2 separate regions of the Homo sapiens genome follow, and region 2 is linked to region 1. A link is a loop called in an ENCODE intact Hi-C map of the cell type or tissue named here. Cell type or tissue: PC-3. All regions are shown on one strand. Links, peaks and the distances in the headings refer to the core of each region. The heading gives the core; the rest is flanking DNA.

Region 1 (15,912 bases), core at 5,522-10,521:
AACAATGAGAACACATGGACACAGGAAGGGGAACATCACACTCTGGGGACTGTTGTGGGGTGGGGTGAGGGGGGAGGGATAGCATTAGGAGATATACCTAATGCTAAATGATGAGTTAATGGGTGCAGCACACGAGCATGGCACATGTATACATATGTAACTAACCTGCACATTGTGCGCATGTACCCTAAAACTTAAGGTATAATAATAATAAAATTTAAAAAAGGAGTGAATTATACAGGCCTGTATAACAAGGAATGGAAATGTTGGGACTGTCTTAGAATTTAGCCATCACCATGGATCCCTGTTTTAGGAGAGTGACTGTGGAAAAATATGAAGGACAGGTTAGAAAGGTATGAAGATATTGCCAAAAGGTGTCAGCTTGTGTGTCAACTCCAGTCATGTGGTGGGGACTTTCTGGGGCATGGTGCTAAGGGTTCACCAAGCCAGGAAGATTCCTGTAATTAGGCAAAGAAGGTAGGAGTGGCAGCAAATGCACTTTGTTTTCACCACCCTGTTAGGGAGATTCCAGTAGTCCTAGAAATGGACGGTGTCAGACTGAATTGAAGCAGGTACAATAGGAGTAGAGAAGATGCAGAAGTTGTACAGACTCTGTGTATATTTGCGACTGTGATAGATAAGCCTCAGATAAGGAAATCAGAGGGAGAAGTAAAGGCGATTTGACTCTGGAGTTTCCATTTTCAAGTGATTTCCACGGGTCACCTCAGAAAGTCAGAAGTGTAGGAGAATCTGGGATATGAGGATATTTAGGAGGCTATAGAGGAGTGTTAAGGGCCAAAACATCTCTTTGGGCAGTAATTTATTCCCATTGGCTTAACACACAATTTTTTAATTGATTGAGGTGAAGGTTGCACAGTGCTATGAATATATTTTGTATGCTTTAAATGGGTGAATCTTACAATATGTGAATTACATCTCAATAACGCTGTTCCAAAAAATTTCTGTAGTACAGGACTCAAAATGTGTTTTACAGCAGAAATCTTTTTTAACAATAACAAAATAAGGGTCTAAGATGTAGCTGAGGTTTTAGAGTAAACTCTATTTTCTATAGAGACCATGATTGGTTGTGCCAATCAACCAAGTTCCTTCTCTTGGATCACCATTGATCCTCATTAATTGTCTTTGAGTTTTCTCTTTCTCCCCTTGCCTGTCATCTTGTTTTGGTCCAAGGAATTTCCCGCATGATATTTTTTTCTCCTTCTCCACTCAGGCGGTCTCATTGTCTCTTCTTGCATTAAGGCTATTCATTTAGAAGGACTGAAGTGCAAAAAGTTTTATTTGCTCTTCATTGTATACCCCAACTCTTTTATCTGCCCAATTCCCTATTGCTTTAACCATTACAAGCAAGTATGACATGCACACTGAGATGTTGGGAGCACCTGGGCATCTTGGTACAGGACCCTGGAGAGAGGTTAAGGGATGGGGACTTTTTTTTTTTAATGGAAGCTTTTACTGTTGATTCACATCGGCATTATAAAGAAACCCCTGACTTTATCAAAGGGAAAATGTGATGAAAAGTATCAGTGTTAGCAATATGGTTTTATTTACATCATTAAAGTTTGTAGCCCGGGCCCACATTGAGCTTTTTGGGAGTCCAGTGAGATTAGTTTGCCATAAAATTGCAAAGCTGCAGTTACAGCAGCAACCATTAATTCAGCATCTATCCTGTGCCAGGTCATTTATACATGAAGAAATAATGATGAAGCTGTTTAAGCACATGGACTTTAGAACCAGAATGTTTGGGTCCAGATCTCAATTTTCAATTTACTTACTGTATAACCTTCATTAAGTTACTTAATCTTCTGTCTTAGTTTTTCTACCTGTAAAAGTAGGCTATTAACAACACTTGCCTGTAGATTTTTTTCTTCAGACAAGTAAGTTATACTACTTAAAGCATTGAGAATAATCATGTGCAACGTGCAAACACTAAATGTTAAATATTATTGTTTATATACATAATTATATTTTATTACATAATATTTTTATACATAATATTTTTATAAGGTATGTGTGATATTTTATTATGTACATAGAATATGTGATTACATCATATTTAATCCACATCATTATTCAGCAAGGTAGGAAGGATTTTTCTATTTGTGAGAAAACTGATTTAGAGATGTTAAAAAATAAATGCTTGTCAAATCTCTCAGAGTGAGAAGAGAGTGAAGTTGCAATTTAAATCCCACTGAGTAACTCTTACAATCATGTCCTTTCCACTCTGCTATGGTCTGAATTTATCTCTTATATTAGTATTAAATACAGATGATTGACATCCAAAAATATTTCTTTTCCTCCTGAATCTGGGCTAGATATAATTGACACCCATCTAAAGCAATTTCAAGTGCACGGGGACTGTATAAGTGGTGTGTGGTTGTAATCATCATCTATTTTACCATGAGCTATTTAGGACTGGCCTAAACAGATATAATTTTCTAAATCTTTTAGTAGATCTACATCACTTACCTCTCTACTGCTAAGTTTCTCACAAACAGTATTCTATTTTTTTGCAGATTTGGTCAATAATAAGAAGAAGGATTTACACTCCATTCTTAGTTCTTTATTTTATGTTTATATTTGGTGGTAGAAAATTTGCATAATAAAGTAGCAGACCACGCAATAATCAGAATCAGTGAATAATAGACAAAGGGGCTAAAATGTCCTGCATTTTATTATTGGTTTCCTACTGGATATAACTAAGACATTATAGTATGAAAATCCAGATACACTAGATTTAAAAAAAAAGCTCCTTCAATAGCATTTAAGGTTTTTTTGATATTTTAATTTACTTTTTTGATTTATAGTTCTATGAATGTTAACACATGTATAGACTTGTATAACCACCAACACAATCAGAATACAGTGCAATTCCATCATCTAAAAAACTCCCCGAATGGTTATGTTTTAAGTGAGTCTTTGAAAAAAATTAAATGGTTAAAGTCAGAAACACAAGGAATAATCTGAAAATAATGAAACAATTAAAAACTTGAACAAAATCTGAAAACTTGAATTTTTCTTTTGACTCTGCTGCTAAATAGTTGTAAAATTCTATGGGCATTCTTAACTTTTTTTTATTTTTAATACTCATATCTTTATTTTTTTAACTCTTATTTCAGTTTAATGCATACATGTGCAAGTAGGTTCTGCAGATAAATTGCATGTCATGCGGGTTTGTTGTACATACTATTTCATCATCCAGTTAATAAGCATAGTACCTGATAGGTAGTTTATCGATCCTCACTCTCCTCCCCCACTCCATCCTCAAGTGGGCACGAGTGTCTATTATTTCCTTCTTTGTGTGTGTGTGTACTCAAAGTATAGGTCCCATTTATAAGTGAGAGCATGCAGTATTTGGTTTTCTGTTCCTGCATTAATTCACTTAGGATAATGGCTTCCAGCTCCATCTATGTTGCTGCAAAAGACATAATCTCGCTCTTTTCTACAGCTGTGTAATATTCCATGGTGTATATGTACCACATTTTCTTTATCCAGTCCACAGTTGATGGGCATTTAGGTTGATTCCATGTATTTGTGCTTGTGATTAGTGTGGTAATGAACATATGTGTGCATGTGTTTTTATGGTAGAGCTACTTACGTTTCTTTAGGTATATACCCATTGTTGGAATTGTTGGGCCGAATGGTAGTTCTGTTTTAATTTCTTTAAGAAATCTCCACGATGCTTTCCACATCCCCAGCAGCAATGTATGAGAGTTATCTTTTCTCTGCAGCTAGCATCTGTTATTTTTTGACTCGTAAAACCCAGTTTCTTCATCTTTAAAAAACGAGGTTAGGTTAAATTAGTCCTACTACTCTTACTTGGTTTTAAATTTTAGGACTATGATTCTGTGTTAAATCATGTGAGCTCAAACATTTCAGAAAGTATCCTTACTTTGTGGCAAAATAAACGTATCTCTCTTCCTTTCCTTTCTTATCCACTCCTGAGATATAATCTCTAATCTCATATTCATTTCTCCTTTTGGGGGGTATTCCTGTGGTAATAACACTTAACATGAGATCTGCCCTCTTAACACATTTCTAAGCGGATAATACAGTATTAACTGTGGGCACAATGTTATACAGAAGATCTCTAGAACTTAATAACCTTGCATAACTGAAACCTTACTCCTATTGGATAGCAATTCCCTATTTCCCTTTCCCTCTTATCCCCTGGCAACAACCATTCTACTCTCTGGTTCTGTGTGTTTGAACCTTTTATATAACTCCCTGACTCTTTTATATAACTCCTTTAAGTAGTATTATCCAGCATTTATTCTTCTGTGACTGGCTTATTTCACATAGCATAATGTCTTCAAGGTTTATCCATGTTGTTGCCTATGGCAGGATTGCCTTTTATTTTAAAGGCTGAATCATATTCCATTGTATGTATATACCATATTTTCTTTGTCCCTTCATCTGTCAGTAGACATGTAGGTTGTTTCCACATCTTGGCTATTGTGAATCATGCTCAGTGAGCATGGGAGTGGAAATATGTCTTTGAGATCCTGATTTCAATTCCTTTGGATAAATATCCAGTATCAGGATTACTGGATTATATAGTATTTCTATTTTTAATTTTTTTTTTTAGGAATCTCCATACTGTTTTCTACAGCAGCTGCACTGTTTTACATTCTCAGGATGGCACAAATAATCAGTTTCTTCACATCTATGCCAATACTTCTTATTTCGTCTTTTTCGATAAAAACCATCTTAAGAGGTGTAAGGTGACATCTCAATGTGGTGTTGATTTGCGTTTACCTGGTGATGAGTGATGTTGGGCAGCATTTCATATATCTGTTGGCCTTTCATATGTGGTCTTTGGAGAAATGTATATTCAAGTCATTTGCATATTTTTATTTGGCTGTTATTTATTTATTTATTTATTTATTTATTTTGCCATTGAGTTGAAGGATCTATTTTAGATAGTAATCCCTTATTAGATATAGTATTTGCAAAAAATTTTCTCCATTCCACAGATTGTCTTTTCATTTTGTTGATTGTTTACTCTGCAGAAGCTTTTTAGTTTGGTATAGTCCCATTTGCCTAGTTTTGCATTCATTGCCTATGCTTTGGTGTCATATGCAAGAAATCATTGTCAAGACCAATGTTATGAAGATTTTCCTCTATTTTTTATGAGTATTACATAGTTTGGGCTTATTTTTAAGTGTTTAATCCATTTTGAGATTTTTGTGTGTATGTGTATAGTGGAAGAAAAGGGTCCAGTTTTATTTTTTGCATGTGGGTATCTAGTTTCCCCAGTGCTGTTTGTTGAAGAGACAATTTGCCTTCCCTTTGGCATATCCTTGACACCTTTATCAAAAATCAGTTGATCATACATGCGTGAGCTTATTTCAGGAGTTCTCCATTCTGTTCCATTGGTCCATATGTCTTTCATTATGCCAGCAGCATACTGTTTTAATTAGAATAGCTTTGTATTATATTTTGAAACCAGGAAGCGTGATTTCTCCTGCTTTGTTCTTCTTACAGTTGTTTTGGCTATTCAAGGTCTTTTGTAGTTCCATATAAGTTTTAGGGATTTTTTTTTTCTATTTCAGTAGACAGTACCATTGATATTTTGATAGGTATTGCATTGAATCTGTAAATCAGTTTGAGTAATATGGACATTTTGACAATATTAAGTCTTTCAATATTCATTTCTTAATGTTCCCCATTGGATATATTACTATAGCACATGAAGTATATAAAATCTAACTTTCTTTAATTCCCTTTAAAAAGGATGATTTGAATTACCATTCCATCATTGTAATGACATTTAGCCATAATGCTTCTTAAGTATGATATTTTTATTGATAAATTATAATAATTTGGACTAGCTCATTTCAACAAAAGGAGACAAAACCTGAAGAGTGACAAGTGACTTGAGAATCTCCAACTTTTATGCTGTTATCTCTATTGCATTGCCTGGAAATTGTGTTAATTCAATCCAGCTTGGCAAGGTGAGAGATGCTAAGCGTATCCTCTAAACAGGGTTTTCTATAGGATTTATATTGTAACTATTTTTTAGCAGATGACTTAATCAGGGATATTCTCCCTTTTCATCTGTGCTGTTTTCTCTGAACTCCAGGAGTCATGTGCTTGGGAAGCAGACAGACAGTGCCTAGGATAATGCCAGCTCGTTGTTTATTGCTCACGGGCTAACCTTTATGAAATTAATGGCAGCGCCTTCTCTCTTTATGTTACCCAAACTCATGTCCCTTCCACTCTAGGTGTGAAGATTGTGCTAGAGGTGTCTCTCCAGCCGTGAGCTTTTGCCTCTGGTGCTGTCCTGGTCTTGCTGAAGGGAGGGGAGATTATATTCTGAGCAGCAAGCAATGGTTGCTGCCCTTGAGCATTTTGCCTCCAGCTGTCATCCCTGTGACCTAAGGGAAGGTGGGTGCAGATCAGCTATGCATGTGTGTGAGTTGGAGCGAATGTATGTCAGCTATGTTCATCTTTCCACAGCCAGGGAATGGATGAGATCTGCCTTTTTTGTGTGTCAATTTGTCAATAGAAATAGTGCGGCTGTAGGCACAGAGTATTCTGGTAGGCTAGAAACTCCTGATATTCCAGGAAAGCCACTGAATAGAATAAATGATAATGGGTTAGGAGTGTGAGGGTTCTCAGTTTATGCATGTTTGAGCAAATAGAGGGTTTATTTTTTAAATTTTTATTCTATTTTTTTAGATCTTAGAGGTAAAAGTATAGTTTTCTTACAAGGATAGATTGTGTAGCTGTGAAGTTCGGGCTTTTAGTGTGCCCATCACCCAAATACTGCACAATGTACCCAATAGGTAGTATTTAATTCCTCATACCCTTCCTACCCTCCCCACCTTTAGGAGTCTCCAGTGTCTATTATTCCACTCTGGCTGCTCATATATACCTGCTCTTTAGCTCCCACTTACAAGTAAGAACGTGTGGTTTTTGGCTCTCTGTTTCTGAGTCATTTCACTTAGGATAATGGCTCCCAGTTTTATCCATGTTGCTGTAAAAGACAAGATTTCATTCTTTTTTATGGCTGAGTAGTATCCCATGGTGTATATATAGCATATTTTAAATTCAGTCATCCATCAATGGACACTTAGGTTGATTCCATGACTGCTATTATGAATAATGCTGCACGTGAAAAGATGCTCAACATCTTCAGCTTTCAAGGAAATATAAATTAAAACTAAAATAAGACAAAAATGTATGGTCACCAGAATGGCTAAAATTTAGAAGTGTTGGGGTACAAAAATAATTCCCCAAAATATGGCTCTTTAACATGCTAAGCACCTTAAAAATTGAGAGGTCTCAGAACATGCTAAGCGCCTTAAAAATTGAGAGGTCTCAGAAATAAGCTTCAGAACTACTGGCTTTCTCCGACCTTGTCTTGCCTCCCTCTCTCTGATCCTCTTTACAGAAGCACTGGGAGATATCTCTCTGAAGTTTCTTTATCTAAGAAAGCTTATTTCCAAAAGAAATGTGTTATGTTTTAAGACTCCCTCTCTAGGAATCTCATCAAATAACTGGGAAAGATAAACTACCAAAGAAGAGAAGAAACTGGGAGTCATCACCACACTGAGATAGACATTTCATCCATTCCGAGGGCAGCACCAAGAGATTTCATTGGGTGAGGGTTGGGGGGCTTTATCTGCATAAAAATGTCAATCTTTGTTTTTATGTAGTTCTGCCCCTCACCTTGTCCATCTAGCTTCCAAATAGAATCATTTATAAAATAATATCTAACACCTGAGTCCATACATCTCTCCCATATAAAGAGATTATTTAAGCCTCAAACATATGGCCCCTCTTTAAGTCTCATATTTTGTATATGACTTCTGTGTTTAGGCACATTATGAATTTGTATGCCTTTTTTTCTCCTATTAATATGGCTTTTGTCAGTTTATTTTCTGTGAACCTTCAGTGGGCAGAGAGGAAGCATTCTCTCAACCCCTACGAAAAAGTTAAACTGTCAAGTTGTAAACTAAAAATAAAATCTTAAGTCCCCCACTGACTGAAGACACACTTTCTTGGCCAAGGGGACCTCAGAAAAACCTTAAAAACTGAATTCCCAGCCATGATGGGAAGGGAGGTCAGACGTACCTTGTTATACCCTTTCCCTTTTGGAGTTTAGGCACAACTGACTCGCATTAATAAAAAATTAATAAAAATAGAGATCATGAGACTAACTAGGTGGACTCTTCGTGACAGTAAGATACTGAATCACAAATAGGACCTAAGGCCATGCCAGACAAGGGCTAACTCACACATCCCTACAGGTCACTCTGACCTAGTTTATTGGTTAACAGACTTCCTTATCTTAACTTAAAACATTCCTTTCTGCTGACTCCAAATTTGTAGACAAAGCTTTACTCCTTTAACCAGTTGCAAATTAAGGAATCTCTTAATCCACCTATAACCTGTAGATATCTATCTTTTTGGATCAAATCAACATATAACTTCCATGTATTGATTTATTACTTTGCCTGTAACTCCTTCCTTTCTAAAATGTATAAAACCTCCTCCCTTTCTAAAATGTATAAAACCAAAGTGCAGTCTAACTTCTGCAGATGCACTTTCTCAGGAACTCTTCAGATTGTGTTCCTCGGTACATAGTCAGTCATACTGACTCAGAACTAACCTTTTAAAATAAAAATAAATAAACAAATAAAAAATGAATAGTGCTGCGATAAACTTACAAGTTCAGGTTTCTTTCTGATATAATGATTTCTTTTCCTTTGAGTGGATACTCAGTAGTGAAATTTCTGAATCAAAGGGTAGTTCTATTTTTAGTTCTTTAGAAATCTCCATACTGTCTTCCATAGAGGTTGTACTAATTTAGATTTCCACCAATAGTCTATAAGCATTCCTTTTTCTCTGCATCCTCACCAACATCTGTTGTTTTTTGACTTTTTAGTAATAGTCATTCTGACTAGGGTAAGATGGTATCTCATTGTGGTTTTAATTTTCATTACTCTTAAGATTACTCATATTGAGCATTTTTCCCATATGTTTATAGGTTACTTGTATGTTTTCTTTTGAAAAAATGTCTGTTCATGTCCTTTGTCTACTTTTTAATGTGGTTGTTTCTTTTTTGTTGAGCTGTTTGAGTTCCTTTGGTTCTGGATATTAGCCCTCTGTCAGAAGTATTGTTTTCAAATATTTTCACTAATCCTGTAGGTTGCCTGTTTACTCTGTTGATTATTTATTTTGTTATGCAGAAGCTATTCAGTTTAATTAAGTCCTACTTCTATATTTTTGTTTTTTGTTGCATTTCCTTTTGAGGACTTAGTCATAAATTCTTTGCCTAGGTCAATGTCCAGAGGAGTTTTTCCTAGGTTTTCTTCCAGGAGTTTTATAGTTTCAAGTCTTACATTTAGGTTTTTAATCTATCTTTAGTTATTTTTATATACTGAGAGATAGGAGCTCACTTTCATTCTTCTGTATATGATTATCAAATTTTCCCAGCATCATTTATTGAACAGTGTGTTCTTTCCCTAGAGTATATTTTTGACAACTTGCTTGTAGGTATGTAGCTTTATTTTGGGTTTGTTTGTTTGTTTGTTTTGAGACAGAGTCTTGCTCTGTCACCCATGTTGGCTGGAGTGCAGTGGCCTTCGCCTACTGCAAACTCCACCTCCCAGCCTCAAGTGATTCTCCTGCCTCAGCCTCCTGTGGGTTCTTTGTTCTGTTCCATTGATCTGTGCATCTATTTTTATACCAGCACTATGCTGTTTCAGTTACTATTAAGAACTTATCTTGATATTTATTTGCTACCCGTTCCTATAACCATCACCACTGTGTTTAAGTATAGGTTTGTATTAACTAAGAATCTTAGTATAACATGGTGGGATGCAGTGGAAGTTTGGCTCTTAATACAACAAACCCTTTCTATTTGTGAATTTGGCCTTGGAGGACTTACCATTTGCAAATAACCTTGAAGATCATGATATCTGATTTTTTACAATTTAAGGTATGTGAGTAATATGCACCATGAGGCTGATGTGTAGGACTAAGTTATTAAATGACAAGTGAAGCTAGCCAAGCACCCAGCATCTAAATATTAATCTTTTTTACATTCTCCATTTGTTATTGTATAGCTTTTTGTTAAATGATTTAAACATTTCTCTTTGTAATGTGATGGAAGGATATATTCACAGAACATGAGATTCTGGACAGAAATTATGTCTATGAAAAGTCAAGGGTCTTTACAAAGATATATGTGTTGTGAATTTTAGATTTCCCAAGGATCTGTAGCCATAGCTACACACTGAGAGTCTACTGCAGTATAATCAGTGTATGTATGATGGTAACTCATGAAATTCTATTGATTTCCAGATATAGATGACCTTGGCAGGAGCATGTAACAGTCTTTTAGTTTTGTAATCTCCAAACTATTTTATTGTATATCCTGTGAAAAATAAAGAGCATGCATTTGTTATCTTCATATTAATATATACCTTATAAAATGTACTACTCACAAATCTATATGTATCAGTTTCGCTTATGTTCAGCTGCATATTGCAGAAATAGTATTTAAAACAAATAGTAGTGTATTAAACTAGATGGAATTGTATCTCTTTTCCATGTGAAATCTGTAGATTGACAGTTAAAGACTGGTAGGTCTCTGATCATCAGGGAGAAAAGCTCTCTCTTTATTGAATGTCTGTTCTCAACATGGGTCTGCTCCCTCGTGGTACAAAGCAGCAGCCGGATCTCTAGCCATTACATTCACATTCTAATTAGCAGGAAGAAAGAAAGGAGAAAAAAGGCCATGCTTCCCTTTGAGGAAGTTTTCTATATGGCACTTACATTATTTCTGATTGCATATAGGGGCCAAAACTTAGCTAGAAATAGGTCCAGGAAATAATAACTTTTCGTTCTAAGTGACAACATATTGAGCTAACAGTCAGGGTTCTGTTACTAAGTGAGAAGAGTGCTACAGACTGAATGCTTCTTTTCCACCAATTTCATAGGGTGTTAAATCCTAACACCCATGGTGATATTTGGACATGGGGCCTTTAGGAGATGATTAGGTCATGAGGGTGGAGCCTTCACAAATGAGATTAGTGCCCTCATAAAAAAGGCCCCAGGGAGTTTTCTTTCCCTTTCCTCCATGTGAGGCTATATTGGTCGGTGCAAAAATAATTGCAGTTTTGCCATTACTTTTAAAAATGGCAAAAACTGCAATTCTTTTTACACTAACCTAATCTCAGGATTTCTGTAAACCAGGAATTGGGCCCTTACCAAACGCCAAATATGTTGGTACCTTGAACTTGGACTTCTTGGCCTTCATAACAGTGAGAAATACATTTCTGTTGTTTTTAAACTACTTAGTCTATGGCATGTTTGTTTTAATAGCCAAGAAGGACTAAGACATAAAGAATGGATATTGCAGTAGGCAAATAGCAGTCTCTACACACTATGTGTTAAATAATTGCGAGGCCTAATTACTTTCTTAGTTATTCTATAAAAACTAAATATAAGCAAGAGTCTTAATATTTTCTTTCTGCATACAAATGAATCATCTCATTTACCAAAGTATGGATCACTCACTTCAGAGGCAGAAGCAGCAGGGAGAGTGAGCTTCCTTTGCCAACTCCTTGGCTATTCCTAGAGAGCTGCAACCAGCAAACACTCCTCTCCTTCCTCTATTTTTTTCTCCTGAAGGTTGTTAATTGGGTGGAAGAGGGGTGATCACCATACCTGCATGTGCAAATAGGGTATGCAAACCTATTGAGGTCCAAAAAAATAATGCATGTAAACCTGTGTATGCTATACAGTGAGCTACAGAAACCTGTCCTTAAAGAGGGAACTTCCAGGCCAGATGCAGTGGCTCACGCCTATAATCCCAGCACTTTGGGAGGCTGAGGCTGGTGGATCACCTGAGGTCAGGAGTTCGAGACCAGCCTGACCAATATGGTGAAACCCCATCTCTACTAAAATTACAAAAATTAGCCAGGCATGGTGGCGTGCACCTGTAATCCCAGCTGCTTGGGAGGCTGAGGCAGGAGAATCGCTTGAACCTCAGAGGCAGAGCTTGCAGTGAGCCGAGATCACACCACCACACTCCAGCCTGGGTGACACAGCCAGACTCCAGCCTGGGTGACACAGCCAGACTCCATCTCAAAAAAAAAAAAAAAAAAAAAAAAGAAAAAAGAAAAAACAGAACTTCCAGAAGGAAAATTAAGTGTTTGAAAAGCCAATTTATTTTTTGCACACAAATAATTTTTTTTTTTACAAACGAAAAAATAAAAGATATATGTATTTTAATGTTAGGCCAGATAAAAGTGTTTAATTCATAGTTATGAGTATGTTATATACTTACCATTACTTACTTTTCCTTGAAGCTAACAAAACAAAACAAACAAACATGAAATATTACAGATGCTTATAAATACCAGCATATATTCTGGTATGGTTCGTGTCTGTGTCCTTGCCCAGATCTCACATCGAATTGTAACACCCAGTGTTGGAGGCGGAACCTGGCTGGAGGTGATTGGATTATGGGTGTAGATTTCTCATGAATGGTTTAGCACCATCCCTTGGTGCTGTTCTCCTGAGAGTAAGTCAGTTCTTGCAAGACATGATTGTTTAAAAGTGTTTAGCACCTCTCCTCTTTCTCTCTTGCTCCTCCTCCTGCCATGTAAGACGTGCCATGCCTGCTTCCCCTTTGCCTTTTGCCATGATTGAAAGTTTCCTGAGGCCTCCCTGGAAGCCAGGTGGATACCAGCATCATTCTTTCTGTATATCCTGCAGAACTGTGAGCAAACTAAATCTCTTTTCTTTATAAATTACTCAGTCTCAGGTATGTTTTTGTAGCAGTGCAAGAATGGACTAATACATATTTTGTGGTGGTCCAAGAAAGCTTTTGAACTAAGGTTTCAGCATCAAAATCCTAGTAGATTTAAAAATTGGTGAACCTGAATCTTATTTTTTTAAAAAATGATGCTTCCATTGGCATGCAACTTTTCAGTTTGTAATGTGTGGGTGTGTGTGTACACATACATATATATATTTCTCAGTTAATTTTCAAAAATATTCTCAGGGTAATAAGTTTAAGATCAATATAGAATCAAATAATTTCAAAGTTGGTGATCACGTGTTCTAAACTTTTGAGGTCCATAAAAATAATGCAGTTTTTCTAATACCACACAACTAATTAGGAGTATAGCTATAAACATAGATATAGGGAACACTCTGTCTAAATTTTTTTAATTTACAAATATGAAAAGCATATGCTGTTAAAATAAATGTCATTTTATTCTGAGTCTTATTTATTTATCCTCTTAATTTTTATTAAATATACAATCTTAACAGTGTTGGTTATATTAAAATTACACCATCTAATGCAGTAGTCACTACCCTCAGATGGCTATTTGAGGTTAAATTAATATATTATTCTGTTCTCACACTGCTAATAAAGACATAGCCAAGACTGAGTAATTTATAAAGGAAAGAGGTTTAATGGATTCACAGTTCTACATGGCTGGGAGGCCTCACAATCATTGTGGAAGGCAAAGGATAAGCAAAGGCACGTCTTACATGGTGGCAGGCAAGAGGGCTTGTGCAGAACTCCCATTAATAAAACCATTAGATCTCGTGAGACTTATTTACTACCATGAGAACAGTATGGAGGAAACTGCCCCCCTGATTCAATTATCTCCACCTGGCCCCACCCTTGACACATGGGGACTGTTGCAATTCAAGGTGAGATTTGGGTGGGGACACAGCCAAGCCATATCAATTGACTAACATAAAAAAATCTATATCCTCAATCCCATTAGCTAAATTTCAAGTGCTCAGTAGCCAGATATGGGTAGTGGCTACCATATCCACCAGTGCAAATTATACATATCCATCATCTAGAAAGTGCTATGTTAGAAGGCTATTCTATTCACTACTTCTTAGGAAATTATAATTACATTCTGTTTCAGCTGGTGCCTGGGAGTGTTATGAACAGTGAGCAAGCAAACTAGCAGTATCAAAAGGGCTGAGAAAACAGTTGACTCTTCAAGAAACAGTTTTCCTATTCAAGAGAAAATGAGTATGTGTGAAATTAGAATAATAAGTGCAACTAAGCAGATAAGTGGTTTTTAGGAAGTCAGCATCATGGATATTTATAGATGGTATCTTAGATAAGCTTTTTTTGGAGAAACATTTTGAATCATAATTTTTATCAGTGATAAAGCCTTTTGGAGACAATATTAGAAGTATTCATTTCAGGGACCTATCAGTAAAGTTTTAAAGACTTTGAATTGATATGATATCCACCAATGTGAGGCTAACATGGTAATCTTTTGAGAAAAGGGGAAAGGGAAGTATCCCAGAGAAACAGGAGAGATAACTTTTTTTTTTCTTTTAGGATAAAAACTCACATTTACTTATGTGCACAGAATCACATACTTAAAACCTCTGTTCTTTTTGAGCTGAAACATTCAAATTGATTTTGGCTGATGAATTAAATGAGCCTCTCAGCAATTAGTAGGCAACCTCAGCATGCTCTGATCCTTCCATATGCAGCCTTTTGGTCTTAGTGTTAATTACAATAAACATAAATAAGTATTTATGTTTAAATATAAATAAATATTTATATTTAATAATATTTTCCATTACTGGAAAATTATTCGGAGCTGTAAGCAGGGAATCTAACTGAAGAGAGAAACCTCAGAAAACAATAAGAGAACAAAATTATTAGGAAATATGGATTCAAAGAAAGGAAATATCATTATAGAGTAAGAAGAAAAAGGCACTTCATGTAGCGAGACTGAACTTCCTTTGAAGCATAATAAGAGTTTGAGATGGGAAAAAGGAAGGGAGGCTCCTCTAAATCGAGGATGAGCAGTCCTGAAGATTCAAATATACACATAATATGACAAGAGTGGAGATTGGGGAACAGACACTGAGGAAGCATGATGGGAACAGAAAGTGTGTGTTTGAAGTTAGTATAGCAGCACTGGCTAGAAAGGTGAGATACAGTGAAGACAGAGAGGATCTTGAAAGTAACAGTTAATGGCTGTGCATGCAGTTGTCAAAGGCAGCAGACTCTGTTGAGATTTTGGTTGGAGAGGGACTCAACGAAACTGGTCTTTCCAGATGATAAGTCTTGGAGGGTGTTGTACAGAGTAGGTCAGAGGGAGAGCAAGTGGAGACCAAAGGGTACTTCTGTAACCTAGGAAGTCCACAAATATTTAATGAGCACCTACTATCTTCCAAGTATTGTTCTAGGCATTCTAGGCATTGGCAATACAGTAGAGAATATGACAGAGATGGATTTCAAGTGCAATGGGTGGAAGATTATAGGGTATTAAGAAAGAAAAATGTAGTTAGAAGCTATAGAAAACTCATAAATCCTGCATATTCCAGAATGTTGGTGTCAAGAAAAGATATTTTTTAGGCCATTGACATTATCATGTTTGTTTTTAATACATTTTCTTCCAACTCACTATAATGCCAAAGGTGTGGTATTTTCATGAAGGTGAGAGAGTAATTGCCTTTATTATTGACTTTTGTCCTATGCAAAAGAGTCAATAAAGGAAAGAAGTCCTGGTAATTCTGCCAGAAAACTCCAAAAGGAAACCTCTGCCTTCATTTTTAGGAAATCATTAACTAATGGCAGGTGCAGCAGTCACTCTACTGTTTATAATTAGAAGACAATAGGCCCTTGATGATTCATTCATTTATTTAAAACAAAAAACCAAACAACTTCTTTAATGCTTGTGCTCTGAAAATATAGCAGTAAATATGTCAGATAATGGAAAATCTTTGGGGTGGCAGAGTGCCTGCGAAGCATAGAACAAGGTTGGATGCAGATGTCCTGGGAAGGTTTCATGGTGTCTTTGTCCATAGAGGAAGCTATTGCCATTTGCCCCATAGAACAGGAATATAACCATTCATGTTGAGAAACTGATTTAT
Region 2 (15,912 bases), core at 6,193-11,192, 98 kb after region 1:
TGTAAATGCACATGGTATTTAATGTTACATGAAATCGTGCCAGACAAATTACCTTCCCTGCAGATACTTAAAGCTAAAAGCAGAAATTTTCTCCCATTTTGTAGGTTGCCTGTTCACTCTGATGGTAGTTTCTTTTGCTGTACAGAAGTTCTTTAGTTTAATTAGATCCCATTTGTCAATTTTGTCTTTTGTTGCCATTGCTTTTGGTGTTTTAGACATGAAGTCCTTGCCCATGCCTATGTCCTGAATGGTATTGCCTAGGTTTTCTTCTAGGGTTTTTATGGTTTTAGGTCTAACGTTTAAGTCTTTAATCCATCTTGAATTGATTTTTGTATAAGGTGTAAGGAAGGGATCCAGTTTCAGCTTTCTACATATGGCTAGCCAGTTTTCCCAGCACCATTTATTAAATAGGGAATCCTTTCCCCATTGCTTGTTTTTCTCAGGTTTGTCAAAGATCAGATAGTTGTAGATATGCGGCGTTATTTCTGAGGGCTCTGTTCTGTTCCATTGATCTATATCTCTGTTTTGGTACCAATACCATGCTGTTTTGCTTACTATAGCCTTGTAGTATAGTTTGAAGTCAGGTAGTGTGATGCCTCCAGCTTTGTTCTTTTGGCTTAGAATTGACTTGGCAATGTGGGCTCTTTTTTGGTTCCATATGAACTTTAAAGTAGTTTTTTCCAATTCTGTGAAGAAAGGCATTGGTAGCTTGATGGGGATGGCATTGAATCTGTAAATTACCTTGGGCAGTATGGCCATTTTCACGATATTGATTCTTCCTACCCATGAGCATGGAATGTTCTTCCATTTCTTTCTATCCTCTTTTATTTCAGTGAGCAGTGGTTTGTAGTTCTCCTTGAAGAGGTCCTTCACATCCCTTGTAAGTTGGATTCCTAGGTATTTTATTCTCTTTGAAGCAATTGTGAATGGGAGTTCACTCATGATTTGGCTCTCTGTTTGTCTGTTATTGGTGTATAAGAATGCTTGTGATTTTTGCACATTGATTTTGTATCCTGAGACTTTGCTGAAGTTGCTTATCAGCTTAAGGAGATTTTGGGCTGAGACAATGGGGTTTTCTAGATATACAATCATGTCGTCTGCAAACAGGGAGAATTTGACTTCCTCTTTTCCAAATTGAATGCCCTTTATTTCCTTCTCCTGCCTGATTGCCCTGGCCAGAACTTCCAACACTATGTTGAATAGGAGTGGTGAGAGAGGGCATCCCTGTCTTGTGCCAGTTTTCAAAGGGAATGCTTCCAGTTTTTGCCCATTCAGTATGATATTGGCTGTGGGTTTGTCATAGATAGCTCTTATTATTTTGAAATACGTCCCGTCAATACCTAATTTATTGAGAGTTTTTAGCATGAAGTGTTGTTGAATTTTGTCAAAGGCCTTTTCTGCATCTATTGAGATAATCATGTGGTTTTTGTCTTTGGCTCTGTTTATATGCTGGATTACATTTATTGATTTGCGTATATTGGACCAGCCTTGCATCCCAGGGCTAATATCCAGAATCTACAATGAACTCAAACAAATTTACAAGAAAAAAACAAACAACCCCATCAAAAAGTGGGCAAAGGACATGAACAGACACTTCTCAAAAGAAGACATTTATGCAGCCAAAAAACACATGAAAAAATGCTCATCATCACTGGCCATCAGAGAAATGCAAATCAAAACCACAGTGAGATACCATCTCACACCAGTTAGAATGGCAATCATTAAAAAATCAGGAAACAACAGGTGCTGGAGAGGATGTGGAGAAATAGGAACACTTTTACACTGTTGGTGGGACTGTAAACTAGTTCAACCATTGTGGAAGTCGGTGCGGCGATTCCTCAGGATCTAGAACTAGAAATACCATTTGACCCAGCCATCCCATTACTGGGTATATACCCAAAGGACTATAAATCATGCTGCTATAAAGACACATGCACACATATGTTTATTGCGGCACTATTCACAATAGCAAAGACTTGGAACCATCCCAAATGTCCAACAATGATAGACTGGATTAAGAAAATGTGGCACATATACACCATGGAATACTATGCAGCCATAAAAAATGATGAGTTCATGTCCTTTGTAGGGACATGGATGAAATTGGAAATCATCATTCTCAGTAAACTATCGCAAGAACAAAAAACCAAACACCGCATATTCTCACTCATAGGTGGGAATTGAACAATGAGATCACATGGACTCAGGAAGGGGAACATCACACTCTGGGGACTGTTGTGGGGTGGGGGGAGGGGGGAGGGATAGCATTGGGAGATATACCTAATGCTAGATGACGAGTTAGTGGGTGCAGCGCACCAGCGTGGCACATGTATACATATGTAACTAACCTGCACAATGTGCACATGTACCCTAAAACTTAAAGTATAATAATAAAAGAAAAAATAATACATACTTTTATTGAAAAAAGAAAAGCTAAAAGCAGGAGGAGAGCAATGCAGGAGGGACATTGTGGGAAGAGTGGAGACTGATTAAGGGTTACAACCCTGGCCTTGCTTTGCCAAGTAGGTGGATTGCAAGGAGAATTTGAAAGCTGAGAAATTATTCTGAGATTGGGAAGCTTTTCAGCAAAATAAAACCTATAACTGAAAGCAAGTAAAGGCATCAGAAAAGAAGAATTTCAGCCCTTTGCATGACAAGTGTACATCTTCAGTTCTGATAATCCTCTTACATCATGTTCACCTTGTGTCTCAGCATCACCTCCCACTCATCATACTCCAAACATGCTCCATCACATTCTCAAACCTGAGTATGCATTCGAATTATCTGGGGGCTAGTTAAAACATGAATTGTTGGTCCACACGTCAGAGTCAGAGTTTCTGATTTAGTAGGTCTGGGGTTTGTATTTGCGTTTGTAATAAATTTTCAGTAATTGTTGTTGCTGTTCATGCTGGAACAACTTTGAGAACCTCTGTCCTAAACTACTACCTTCAATTTTTGTTATATCTTGTCCTCCAAACCACAGCTTGGAATCAACTCTAATTCTCATCTTTCTAGTCAAGCGATGCTCCAGTTTACCTTTGCTTTCCTTGGAATTCCATCTTTTCTTTTCAAACTCACAGCTACTAATCAGACATGACTGCTACTAGCAACAAGAAATCACATGATTTCAATACCACTATTTTGAACACCCTTTACATGCAAGTTACTGTGGTAGCCACTTTAAAATATAGTAGCTTGTTAAATAATACTATTAGATAAGTTGTATTAGCTTCATTTATAGGTGAAGAAATTCATTTGTAGTAAGATTAATTCACTTGTAATGGGTATTACAGAAAGGATATAAATGAAGGTCAGTCTGACATGAAAACCCATGTTCTTATTGTGTCCAACCTATATTCAGATGCCACCTGAGGCCACCACTTCTTTCAGGCAGCCCTTCTTGTATGATTAAGCAGGTGATATAGTAAACCGTCTCCCTTCTCTCATCTACTAATGATATCCCCTTTATTATACAGACTTGGCATATGATGATATAGCATTGGAACTCAGTACCAAAGGGATAGATTAACCAAGAAATATCACTGGAAAGGCCAGGAGTGGTGTTGATTACCTGTAGTCCCAGCTGCCCAGGAGGTTGATGCATGAGGATGTCTTGAGGCCAATTCAAAGCTGCAGTGCTCTGTGATCATGCCTGTGAATAACCACTTCACTCCAGCCTGGGCAACATAGGGAAATCTCATGTCTCGGGGTGGGGGGCGGGGGCGGGAAAGAAGGAAAGAAATGTTCCTGGGACAAGTAAATGTCTACATGACACAATAGTAGATGGAATAAAATTCTCAATTTGAAAAATAAAACTGAAAATTTTAGAAGAAAACATAAGATACTGAAATACAAACTTTAAAAATTGATAAACATAAAAACCTTTAAAAATGCAACAAAAGAAATGGTAAATAAAATCAAAGGTAAATCATAAAGAAAAAAAGTTGGCAATATTGTCATTGTTTTACATATATGCATATTGAATCCAGTAGAGGAGAAATAACTTGCCCAAAGCACACAGCCAGTCAAGTGACAGGGCAAGATTCTAATCCACTGTTGTGATACAGATATTAGGATGAAGAATGTTTTAGTTAATTCACCACTCTGTGCTTTTAAATTATTTCTCAATACCAAACAAATTAACTTGTATTTTGTGGACTCTATTTATACAAATACAATTTCTCAGTTAAAGCAGATGAACTAATTCTATATGCATTATCATAGATATACCACATAAATGTAAATATTGAATAAGACTAGTAAGACTAGTTAATTCACAATGTGTACAAAATGATATTTTTTAAGTTTAAAACACAGAAATCTTATGTATTATTTGTAAATACAAATATATGAATCGAAAGTATAAAATCATGGACAAGAAGAATACATACCAATTTCAGACTACTGGTAATCTCTGAAGAAGGAAGAAGGAAACAAAAGGGGTCAGGATGGCCTTAATTGTATAAGTGATGTTTCATTATTATGTAGCTTTAAAAATCTGAACCAAATATGGCAAAGTGCTAATGCCTGTTAGATTAATGTGGCCAGTACTTGTTGTAGTTTTTTCTCTTCACTTTTCAGGATTTTTGAAATTTTTTATGGCTAAAAATAGAAAATTTAACAAAGGTTTTTCATGGGTTGAAATAAATTTTGGATATTCTTGGTTAAAACACAAGAATTTTCTTTGCTGCAAAACTTTTCCATCATTAATATGCTAATGGAAATATGAATTGCCAAGAGGATAATGTGCTATGAAATATTTCCCAATCTTATTTTACCATGGAATCCTTTTATTTTTGTCTTAATGAAACATCTATTAACAACTCATGGATATTTTGGGAAATGCTGTTATACATCACAGCACTTAATTTTCCCTAATTGTTTCATGTAATTTAACTTAATTTTCCTGATTATATTTTTCATCTCTTTGATACCGAGACCAAAGTCTTATTCCCTTTTAGGTAGACATATAATGGATATAAAAGTAATACTTTGATGGGTTTGTTTGATTTTTCTGAGAAATTATTGTGTAGGTCATCATACTTAATGTAGGTTTGGGGTCAAGGGAGAGAAGTAATAAAAATTGCCCTTGCACACAGTTTTATATGGCACTAAAAAGCAAATCTAAGGAACACAAAGATCATAAGGTCAATGGTATTTATTTTCAAACAAATGGAATATATTTATGCCAAAACTTTGCCAGACCTGTTTCTGTAGACATCTGTCCTTCATTTATTCATTCATTTATTTCAACAAATATTTTCAAATAATCTGAGGAGAAATTATACTTTAATAATATATGGGTAGTAGATAAAATTCAGTGCATCAGATTTCTCAGAATTATATCATCAATAATTTCTCAGAGTAAAATAACTTAACCCTTTTAAAACTATATTAAGTGTAAGTCCAATTTACCATTGTATTTAAATAATTGATTCATTTAAATATTTTTGAATGCTATACACATCTTAAATTCATTGGTTAGCAAGGGTACAATTTTAATACAATAATAAATAAAGTAAATAGAATTGACTAAGCAAAAATTTATTGACTTGAAATTTTATTTCTTACGTATTGCCACACATATAAGGCTCCCTTAGCCAAGTTAATGTCAGAAGCAAACACCTCTCATCCCTACTCCTTCAATAATTTATAAATGTATTAATATGGGTATTAAATGAAAATATCAAATTTTTAAAGTTATGTGTAAAGATCTAGTACCTATGATGAATAGCTAACCCTTGTCTATCTTAATGTTTCAGAAGAGCAGTTTGTGATTCTCATTTCCTAATGATTACCTTTTATACCATTTTGTATTTGGTAAAATTATGCTGCTATTTGTTGAAGGATAAAACATTTAAATCTCATTTTTTATAAATTTTATTTTGCTGTAATTCATGCCGCTCTAAAAGCTGTTTCATGGACTTATACAAAAGAAAACATCTGTGCTTTGCAGAAATATAATTTGTATAGAGTTGAAATCTTATTGTAATATAATTTAATACCTTTAATATTGTTTAGGTTAATTTAGAACCCAGATTTTCATAGAAGAAATTTACATCAATACTAATAAAATAATCTGTGTTTTCAAACCATTATTGTATTGGAAACTAATACTGAAAACAGTTTTTAATCAATTCTATTACAGAGATTATTCAGGTATCCAAAAGTTTTCAAAGATATGATCTTTCATCTGCTTTGTCGTTTTAGTCTTGGAAATATAGTGATATAAAGAGTAAATGTTTATCTTCTCAAATTTTATCATATTTTAACATTGATCTGAAATGTTAATGATAAATTAATTTTATGTAAGACAAAGGACAGATGGAATGAATAATAGATTATGTGCTTTGAGTGCTTCTGGTAATGTTAGTACTTTAGCATTTTTATATAATGTGATCATGACTCACAGTGAAGTTACAGTTAATAATTGTGTAAAAATTTTCTGCTGCTGAAGGAATTCATATTTGCTTTAAACTGTCCTGCTACAGCTTATCAGTATTTCAGGCAGATGTCCCTCTTAACTGTGTAACTCATTTATCTCACTGCCAGCTGAAATAGTATGAAACAACTCAATTCTGCCAGTTAGCAGAAGTCAATGACAAGACATTAACTCAATGCTTATAACCACCTGGGTAATAAAATTATATCAGCAGTAGTCTGCTTATGCTACTGTAAGAAAATGGAATGATGTATTGTGCTACAAATTAATTAGCATATATATATTAATGAAGATTAAACATGTGATATTTAATTTTGTGAATAATTTCTTGTATGAGGAAATTTTACAGATGGGCCTCATTATGTATGCAGGTATAGCAATGGACACAAATAACTTAGAGTTTTAATTCCTTAAAAGTGTGTGATTATCAAAGTGTACACGCCCACCTATTGCTCCTGGATATTTTCCTGTGCTCCTATACGGAGGACTTGCTTGAAAGATGGTTGTGTGTATGTTAGGGGGTGGCAGAAAGGATATATACACATACGACATAAACCTTGTATAGAGTAAAAACTTAGAATGAAGAATGTCTTAATTATCTATTGCTTTGTACCAAGTGGCCTCAAACCTTTGTGGCTTATAACAATGAACATTTATTATCTCACACAGACTCTGGGGATCCAGAATTCAGGAGTGGCTTGGCTGAGTGATTCTAGCTTGGCAGCTCTCATAGGGTTACAGTGGAGTTGTCAGCTGGGGTTCCAGTCATCTGAAGGCTTGACCGGAGCAAGAAGGTCTGCTACCAAGCTTGCTTAATTATGTGATGGGCAGTTGACGCTGGCTCTCAGTTTCTCATCATGTGGGCCATTCCACTGAGCTACTTGAGTGTCTTTTTTACATTGCAACAGGCTCTCCTAGAGTGAATGATATGAGAGAGTAAGGTAGAAGCAACAGTGAGTTTTATAAACTAACCTTGGAAGTCATACACTCTCATTTCTGCATATCATATTGGGTATGCAGGTTAGCTCTGATCAGTGTTGGGGAGAGTTATGTGAGTGTGTGTGTAACAGAATGTGACAATCATTAGAGGAAGTCACCTTAGAGATTGGCTACCACTGGTGGGGAGGGAAAGACATAGCATGTATATAATTTTAAAGAACTGCTGTATCTTAATTATAATTCAGGGTAATGAAAATATCAATCACTAAAAATAATTTGACTGATTTCTGCTAGGTGAAGTGTCACATGCTTTTTTATATTAATGTTTGTGCTTATAAGTCACTTGTTCATGCCAATAACTGTCAATCAGGTTATGTGGATAGAACTGTCATTTTATACTGGGAAAACTCTGGTGTCACACATCAAGATGGTGCCAGAGTTATAATTAGAGGAATGATATTTAGGGTTTCTGACTTTTAATCTTTGGTCATTGCATCCTACTAGCCCAGGAGTGCCCCCAAGAGATTATTTAAATGCTAATTGCTGAAATAGATCAATATATTATGGATTCATTTCCAGCCATTGCTCTATGAAATTGTAATTCAGGAAGATGTCAACTTATTGTATCTATTCTGCTGGTACATGTTATGTGCTCCTACATTTTAAGACCTTTGTGACACATTGTGATAATGAAACAATAAGATTTATTAGTAAAGACAGTGAGTAATTTACCTCTACATACATTTCACTATAAATATCAAGATATGGTAAAAGGAAATACATCCATCAATACCAGACCTGCTGAATTTTAGCTATGAATCTGTACTTTCAATATAGAAACCAGAAGTGGAGGTGTGAAGAGCTATTAGCACTATTAAGGTATATTAGGGGAGAGGGAGGGATTGATGGCCATGTTTTTTAAAAATTGTGGCTCAGGGTATTGTTCTTACATCTCTTTCAATGGAAATAGACTCCATTCTCATCACTAGGTGGGCTGCTAAAGTAAATGGCAAGAGCAACTTAAGACGTTTTGAAGAGGAGATGTTAAGGTCAGTTTAGAAGCTCACTTTCTTTGTTTAAGGCTAAGACATATTCATAAGATGCACTGTTTCTGATGAATGGCTAATTTGATTGAAGGGAGTGCAAGGATGCACCTGGTATCTCTTTGCTCCATAGGATTACATTTCCTGGATGTATTTTACTACCCAGTTCCGGGAAGCCAACTGTCTAGTATTGTCAGCTGCGTAACATTAGATATTTTTGTATTTAATTAGGCTAAGTGTCTGATTTACAACACCTGAACCAAGGCTTCAGCATGGTCATTCAACTCAAAGAGACCAACACCCAACATGAATAACTCTGTTACTGCCCTGCTGCTTGACACTCATGGTGCTTTAATAGACCCAATGACTATTATTAGAATAAAAATACTGTTCTACTTGCAAACCTCAATTACTGGAAAAAAATTTGAAGAATAATTTTCACATATGCTTGTTGTGGGAGCAAGGAACTCCTTTTTGACTGCTGTAGAATTTATTTCCTGGGCCTGGTATGCAGAGGGTGGAAGGTGGGAATTGTGAAGGTTATGCTGCATTTTTTTTTGTCTAGTCATATGCAAACTAGATCAAGAAATTAATGCTTTGCCCAGATTCTTGGAATGGTGAGTAGGGAAAAGTTTAATAAAACAAGTATTTACAAAGATGTGGTTAGAGTTTAGGGAAAATAATAGACCGTGGTGCAATGCCTCTGTGAGTGTAACAGTAGCGAGCTGTTGCTATCTCTGGGTGATTAGGGGCAGAGGAAGGGAGAAGTACTAGAGTCCAGGGTGGACTGTGTCATTTGACAGGAGCTGTAGCTTTCAACAGAGGGATGCAGCCAACCAGTAGTAACCTGACTGGGGGAAAAAAAAAAACAAAACAGGAAAATGAATGCCCTGACCTCACTGTCCTTTCACCTCTAACTGATTCTGTCCACACAGGCTCCAGGGCACAGAGCAATGTGTGGATCCAAAGGGACAAAAGGAAGATACCAAGGACAAAAGCATACTTAAAATTGGCAGGATTAATATCTAAATGTCTTTGTTTGCCTTATTTCACTGAAACTAAACATTGTGTGTTGATCTCTGGAGCTGGATTGTCTGGGTTTGAATTCTAGCTCCAACACTGACTTTGGGCTGGTGACTTACTCTCTCTGTCCCACAACTGTGAAAGAAGATGATTATGGGGCTAAGCTGACAGGGTTGGAGTAATGAATAAATGAACCTATGTGTATAAATACTTGAACTAATGCCTGGCCCATAGTAAGCATTATACCTCTTTACTGTTATTATTAAATCCCGTATCCTGTAGTTGTTTGCTCCTGTTTAAGACAAATAATGTACATTGAATTAAGTTGGATTTCTGTTCATAGTGACTATTTTTCAGTATTCCTTTGGTATTGGGCTATATCCTGGGATTAAATATCCAGTTTGCAGTAATAGAATTGAGATCCTCAGAGTCCTCACTTTCAGCAAAAAAAGAGATCTTTTGCTGAAAACCTTCCCCTGAATATCTTCATGACAACCAAGAAATCTGGTGAATTTCTTTTCTGGAAAAGTTGACTGACTGGATTGCCCCTTTGAGAATTAAATTTTTGGATGGAAAAATTTAGTCAACTGCTCCTGCTTTCTCCAATAAATGAATCCCTTCAGGAGCAGCATTTTAAATGTGTTTATTGCACATAATGGTAGAAAAAACAAAAATGAATCTTTGACTTAGAACAATGCCTTTTCATGGGATTTATTGTCTAATTAAGCAATTTCCAATAAAACAAGCATTTAAATTTTTTCAAGAACAAACATCCATAATAATATTAAAAAGTAGAATGAGAAAATCACACTATAGTTTAGAAGGCCTGCATTCACATCACTGGCTCTGTGGTTTTCAGACTTTGGTTTTAGCCATGGAACCCTTTGAACATCATATCCTTACACATATGAATTATATGAAAGAAGGAGCCTTCTGGCTCAAGCCCACCTGATGAGCCCTGTTTCCCACTGCTCTGAGTTAACTCCAATGGCCGGGGGCTAGGTTGCTGAGGAGGACAGTGTGAAGGCTACCTTATGAGTCTCTGAATTCCCTTACACCCTTGGGTGCAGGACTTAGTCACCCCCTTGTCTTTTGGAGTCCTTTTTCAAGTGCAGAGTTCTGGACTTCAAGACAGTCTTCTCTGAAAATATTTGTGTTAGTGTGAAAAAAAAGGCATTTAATGAGGGCTTTAAGAACAGAAGGAAACACCAGAGAGAATTTAAATAAGACGATCAGCATTTCGTTTTCATGACCCACCATGATTGCATTGGAAACTTGACAAGAAGTCTGTGACCAAGAGTTAGTGGGTTTCAGGAGTTCAGGCTCCCCACATCCCATGTTAAACAATTCATCTGAGTGAAAGTTGACGAATAGCCCTTCTTAGATGACCACACACAGTCTTCCAGGCAAGAGTTTCAGGAGGCCATTCAAAGAGTAATTTGGCATAACTAAATTAAACCTTGTTTTTGCTACTACTAAGATCTTTATATACATACAATATTTAAAACAATCTCAAGGCCAGGCATGGTGGCTCATGCCTGTAATCCCAGCACTTTGGGAGGCTGAGGCATGCAGATTTCCTGAGGTCAGGAGTTTAAGACCAGCCTGGCCAACGTGGTGAAATCCCATCTCTACTAAAAACACAAAAATTAGCCAGGCATGGTGGTGGGTGCCTGTAGTCCCAGCTACTCAGGAGGCTGAGGCAGAAGAATCACTTGAACTTGGGAGGCAAAGGTTGAGGTGAGCCAGGATCGCGCCACTGCATTCCAGCCTGGGTGACAGAGTGAGACTTCGTCTCAAAAAAAAAAAAAAAAAAAAAGAAATCATGGTGTGTGCAGGGGATGGCAGTGTATACCTCTCTTTCTCACTCTTACTATTAATTTATTGGAAGCTTGTTTTTGTCAGGCTCTAAGCTGAGTTCTCTACATCATCTTTTATAAAACTAATAATATTATTATTGTGATAAGAAAATTGAAGCTGACCTAAGTAGCTTCAGTAAGATCTTACCATTAGCATCCATTCATAGCCCATGCTCTTAACTACAGCGCTAAATGCATTATACAAACTTGACAAACTTCAGCTCTACAAATTATCACAAAAAATAATAACAGCAATATAAATTTGAAATGTCAAGGATCATAGTAAATTTATGGTAAACATTTATGGCAGAAAACAAAAGACAACACAGATTTTATTCAGGATTATATGTTTCTACACCTTTGGTTGGAAGTTTAGGGAGGAATTTGGTCATAGCAGTTCTCATTGTGATTGGTGAATGATGTAACAAAGGCATTGGCTTCTAAGTGGCTTTCAAAGAAAGGATAAATTAAAGTCGAGATGGACCTGAGGAAGACCACATGAGGGCTGATGGGGAAGAGGCATTTGAAGGTTTGCTTATTCTTTTCCTGTACCTTCATGAAGATGTCTGTTTCAGGCAATTAGGAATTTTCAGGAAGGTAGCATTATTCCACTTTTCCCACATTTGCATATGCTTGAGAGTTTCATATGGCTGATTTCTACTTACCACTCCATTCTCATATCAAACATTGCCTACTTGGAGATGGACATTTGGCAAGCACTTCCCCCTTTCTCCTCTCTAGCCAGCCCCTCTCAAGATGTTGGAATCTCATGACTATTTTTCTTTCTCCAAAACAGGAATCACTATCTGAAATTACCTGGTTGATTTTTTTAAATTGTCTGTTTCTACAAAATAGAATATAAAATCCACAAAGCAGGCATCTTGTTGCTGTGGCCTAAGTGCTTGTGCTCCCCTAGAATTCATATGTTTAAATCCTAATCCCCAATGTGATGGTATTAGGCGTTGGGGGCCTTTGGAAGGTAATTTAATCATGAAGGCAAAGCCCTCCTGGATCGGATTAGTGCCCTTTTATAAAAGAGACCCCCAGGCCAGGTGCAGTGGCTCATGCCTGTAATCCCAGCACTTGGGAGGCCGAGGCAAGTGGATCACCTGAGGTCAGGAGTTCTAGACTAGCCTGGCCAACATGGTGAAACCCTGTCTCTACCAAAAATACAAAAACTAGCTGGGAATGGTGGCAGGCGCCTGTAATCCCAGCTACTCAGGAGGCTGAGCCAGGAGAATCACTTGAACCCAGGAGGTGGAGGTTGCAGTGAGCCGAGACTGTGCCATCACACTCCAGCCTGGGGGACAAGAGGGAGAGTTCGTCTCAAAAAAAAAAAGAGAGAGACCCCAGAGAGCGGCCTTGCCCCTCCTACCATGTGAGGACACAGCCACAGTTTACCAGACACCAAATCTCCTGGCACTTTGATTATGTACTTCCCAGCTTTCCCCCTAACACACCCCAGAACTGTGAGAAGTAAATTTGTTTTTTCATAAGCCACCCAGTATATGGTATTCTGGTAAAGCAGCCTGAATGGGCTAAGACACTTGTCTTTGTTTCTTTCAGTGTCCGCAGAATCTAGAATAGTGTCCAGTACATAGAAGGCAGTGCATACATATTTGCTCATTAAATTAATATTCTGAAGCTCTTGAAGTGCCCTGTCATATTATGAATTTCAGCCACATACCATTTTAAATGAAGTTTATAAAGAGTTCTTAATGACATTTTAAGATTCTTAATATATGATGTGAAAAAATTAAAAAGCTATATGTCAAATTTTTAATTCAGCATGATTTTGTGTACATATTTGATAGAGAAAAGCTTAGAGTAATATCAAAAAATATAGTTACCGTGGTGGTGGGTTTTGGGTAATTTTCTCTTGTGCTTTTACTACAGTATAATGAGCACAAATTACTTTTACAAGGAAAATGTAAAATAATCAGGAACTAAAAAAAGTTTGAAATAGATCAACAATTTTCCAATGCCACAGTTTTTGCTTTCAGATACCTTTTTGAGTTGCACATTAGAGGCTCTGCTTAGGTAGTTGTGACAATTACAATAATGGTATGATGATGATGATGACGACGACTAAAGTGAGACATAATAAAAGACAGCAAAGAAAGGAACAGAAAATTTTGGGGAGGTGGGGATATAAGAATCGTCTGCTACATTTTTTTCCTCATAAACTTGCCCAAGCTCAAGTAGTAATGTTTACATTATCAGTCTTTTCTTGGTCTTTTAGAAGATGGGATATAGAAAAAGGTATAGAAAAATCAACCAAGACAATCTGAAAATGTTATATTATTTGGACAAATGGTGATTCACTTGGAACTTGATGTATTACTAATGTTTTAGTAATATCGGGTTTATAGTGAGTATGTAGATGAGATCATAATCTTTGACCTGACTTACAAAATCAGCTAGCTGGACTGTAAGTTGATGAGGGTAGGAACTGTGATTTTTTCAGTTACAACTGTATCCTCAGGGTCTAGCATGGTGCTGTATACCTAAAAGGTACTTAGCTATTTTTTAATGAGTAATAAACTGGTCATGGGATTTTATTTCAAGATATGAAGACTGAAGTTATTTTCCTGCTGTATTACGATATTCTTATACTAAATTTTATACTACTATCCTGCTTTTGAGTAACTAAGATTGAGCAATGACTGATTTCTTTATTTCACCTAGAGTCAATTGAATTGGGTTAGCAAAGTTTACCTTCATATTTTAGTGTCTTATAAATGGCTATGGCAGATCAAATTGCCCCAACTTAGATATATAAATGTATCAAACAAATCTCAAAGTTTTGCTGGAGTATTGCAAGAAAAGTACAAAAATTTAAAAATCAATTTTAGAAGTAACTTTAAAGCTCATCTTAAATGTTATATTAAGGGTGTAGAGGAAATTGTTTTATTGTAGCCATCAGTTATGAAAATATATGCAAATATTCTTTTAACTCTATCCTATAGTGGTAATTGTTATGAAGACTTCTATTTTTTAAAGCATTGGTTCTCAAAATGGTTGCATATTGGAATCACGTGAGAGAGCAATAAACAATACTAACGCCTGAGTCCCAGCCTAAGTATTCTGATTTAGTTGATCTGGGGGGCAGTCTGGGGATTGGAGTGTTTCAAAGCTCCATAGGTGATTCTAATGCCCGACCAAAGGTAAGAACCACTGATTTAAACTCTTAACACACTATCTACTTATACTATAGTATTGTTTTCCAAAAAAATACTTACTTTTGTTAGCTCACGACCTGTAATGTGTTCTGATTTACAGGGAGTGTCCTTCCAAACAATGTCTACAGAGGATTTCTAGATGATAAAAAATTTCTCTTTTAGATAGAATGACAAGCAGATTATTTGCCTTCCTGTTAGGATTACTGTCAAGGGTAATTCTGTAGCTTCTGTAGCTATGCTGCTCTTTATAATAATTTTTTTTTAGTTCTTCTTAGCATTATGTCCTGATCTGTACCTCACTGAAGTTACACCTAATGTCCTCCTTTTCAAAAGTACATTAGGGAGGACTGGCACATTAGAGATTTTATTCTTTGACTTGAAATTTTAGAATAAAATTGAAAAAAATGAATGTATGAGAAAGTTAAAATAGGAATAGTATATTGAACAAACCAAAATGTGCCCTGTGGAGCTCATAAAGAGAAAAAGAAATTTGAAAATTTTAATACAACTCTGCTTTATAGAGGAATAAAAAATGAGGTGAAACATCCTTCATTTCCCAGGAATTCAGAAACTTAAGTCACATTCAATTTGGAACTGACAAGTCTATCTGAAGAAACAATTAGTTTAGAAAATTTGGAAGTAAAAAATCCATTGTATTTGATCTTTAGGTTTATTTTAGTTTGGTGATTTAAAAACATTCTTTGCCTATTGTTTTAAAAATTAATTGTTGAGTGAAAACTAATGGGATTTCATAATTTTACTTCTCATACACTAATGCATTTTAAAGTTTCAACTATAGTTCTTGAGGAAACTCAGGTAATCTTGAACACACTGAAAATAAGGAGTAAGACAAATACAAGTAATAGAAGCTCTAAATGTGGGACAAATAAAAACATAAGGCATGATATTTAAGGTCTATTACTCAATACGTAGGTGATGAAAATGCAATAGAACTCTACATTACATAATAAGCCAAATTAATTTGCATCTGAGCTACCTACAAATATTTTGAGCCAGCTTATCCTGATACAGGTTTTCAAGCTATGTGCAAAAGAGGCGTTTAATTATTTTATTGTGTATTTGCCAAATAAAATGAGATCAATGTGCCACAAGTGAATTAAATTTATGTTTGTTCTTTATTATTGCTATAATAACTTCTTTTTTAGTAAATGAAAATGAAATCAGGTAACCTGCTAAAGTTTTCTTGCCAGCTACTGAAAGAGCATCTGCAAATTTAGTAATTCCTCTAGGGAGAGTATAGGCTAACTGAAGAGCTATTCCTTTGTCAGTGATATATGATAGCTGGTGGCATTCTGTGTTGGATTAATCAGTTATTATTGTGTAAGTAAATGAACTGATATGAACCTCTAAAGCAGATAATGGCAAAGTGGCAGTTAATTATTCTATATAGAAAAATTAAACAT

What was found. Hi-C counts contacts between places; a loop is a spot of excess contacts. Peaks named below come from ENCODE experiments on the same cell type or tissue, not always from the same donor. Only the 100,000 strongest peaks of a DNase experiment are listed, where the experiment ranks them.
Region 2: it touches region 1 in a loop (12-fold over the local background); 1 of 110 quality-filtered maps calls a loop at or near these places.

Annotation. Positions count from the first base shown.
Region 1 is chr4:142,607,875-142,623,786 of GRCh38, reverse strand. The region is part of intron 2 of INPP4B (inositol polyphosphate-4-phosphatase type II B); the gene reads left to right. All of the region lies in intron 2 of LOC101927613 (a long non-coding RNA gene), which reads right to left. Among named protein-coding and RNA genes, the nearest start is that of INPP4B, 230 kb to the left of the region's middle. In PC-3, for the core only: no CTCF peak of the experiment used is centred there; DNase peaks (open chromatin) are centred at 8,276 and 8,946; H3K4me3 peaks cover 2,048 bases; H3K27ac peaks cover 3,790 bases.
Region 2 is chr4:142,510,147-142,526,058 of GRCh38, reverse strand. All of the region lies in intron 2 of INPP4B (inositol polyphosphate-4-phosphatase type II B), which reads left to right. Among named protein-coding and RNA genes, the nearest start is that of INPP4B, 330 kb to the left of the region's middle. In PC-3, for the core only: a CTCF peak has its summit at 6,526; a DNase peak (open chromatin) is centred at 9,058; H3K27ac peaks cover 1,071 bases.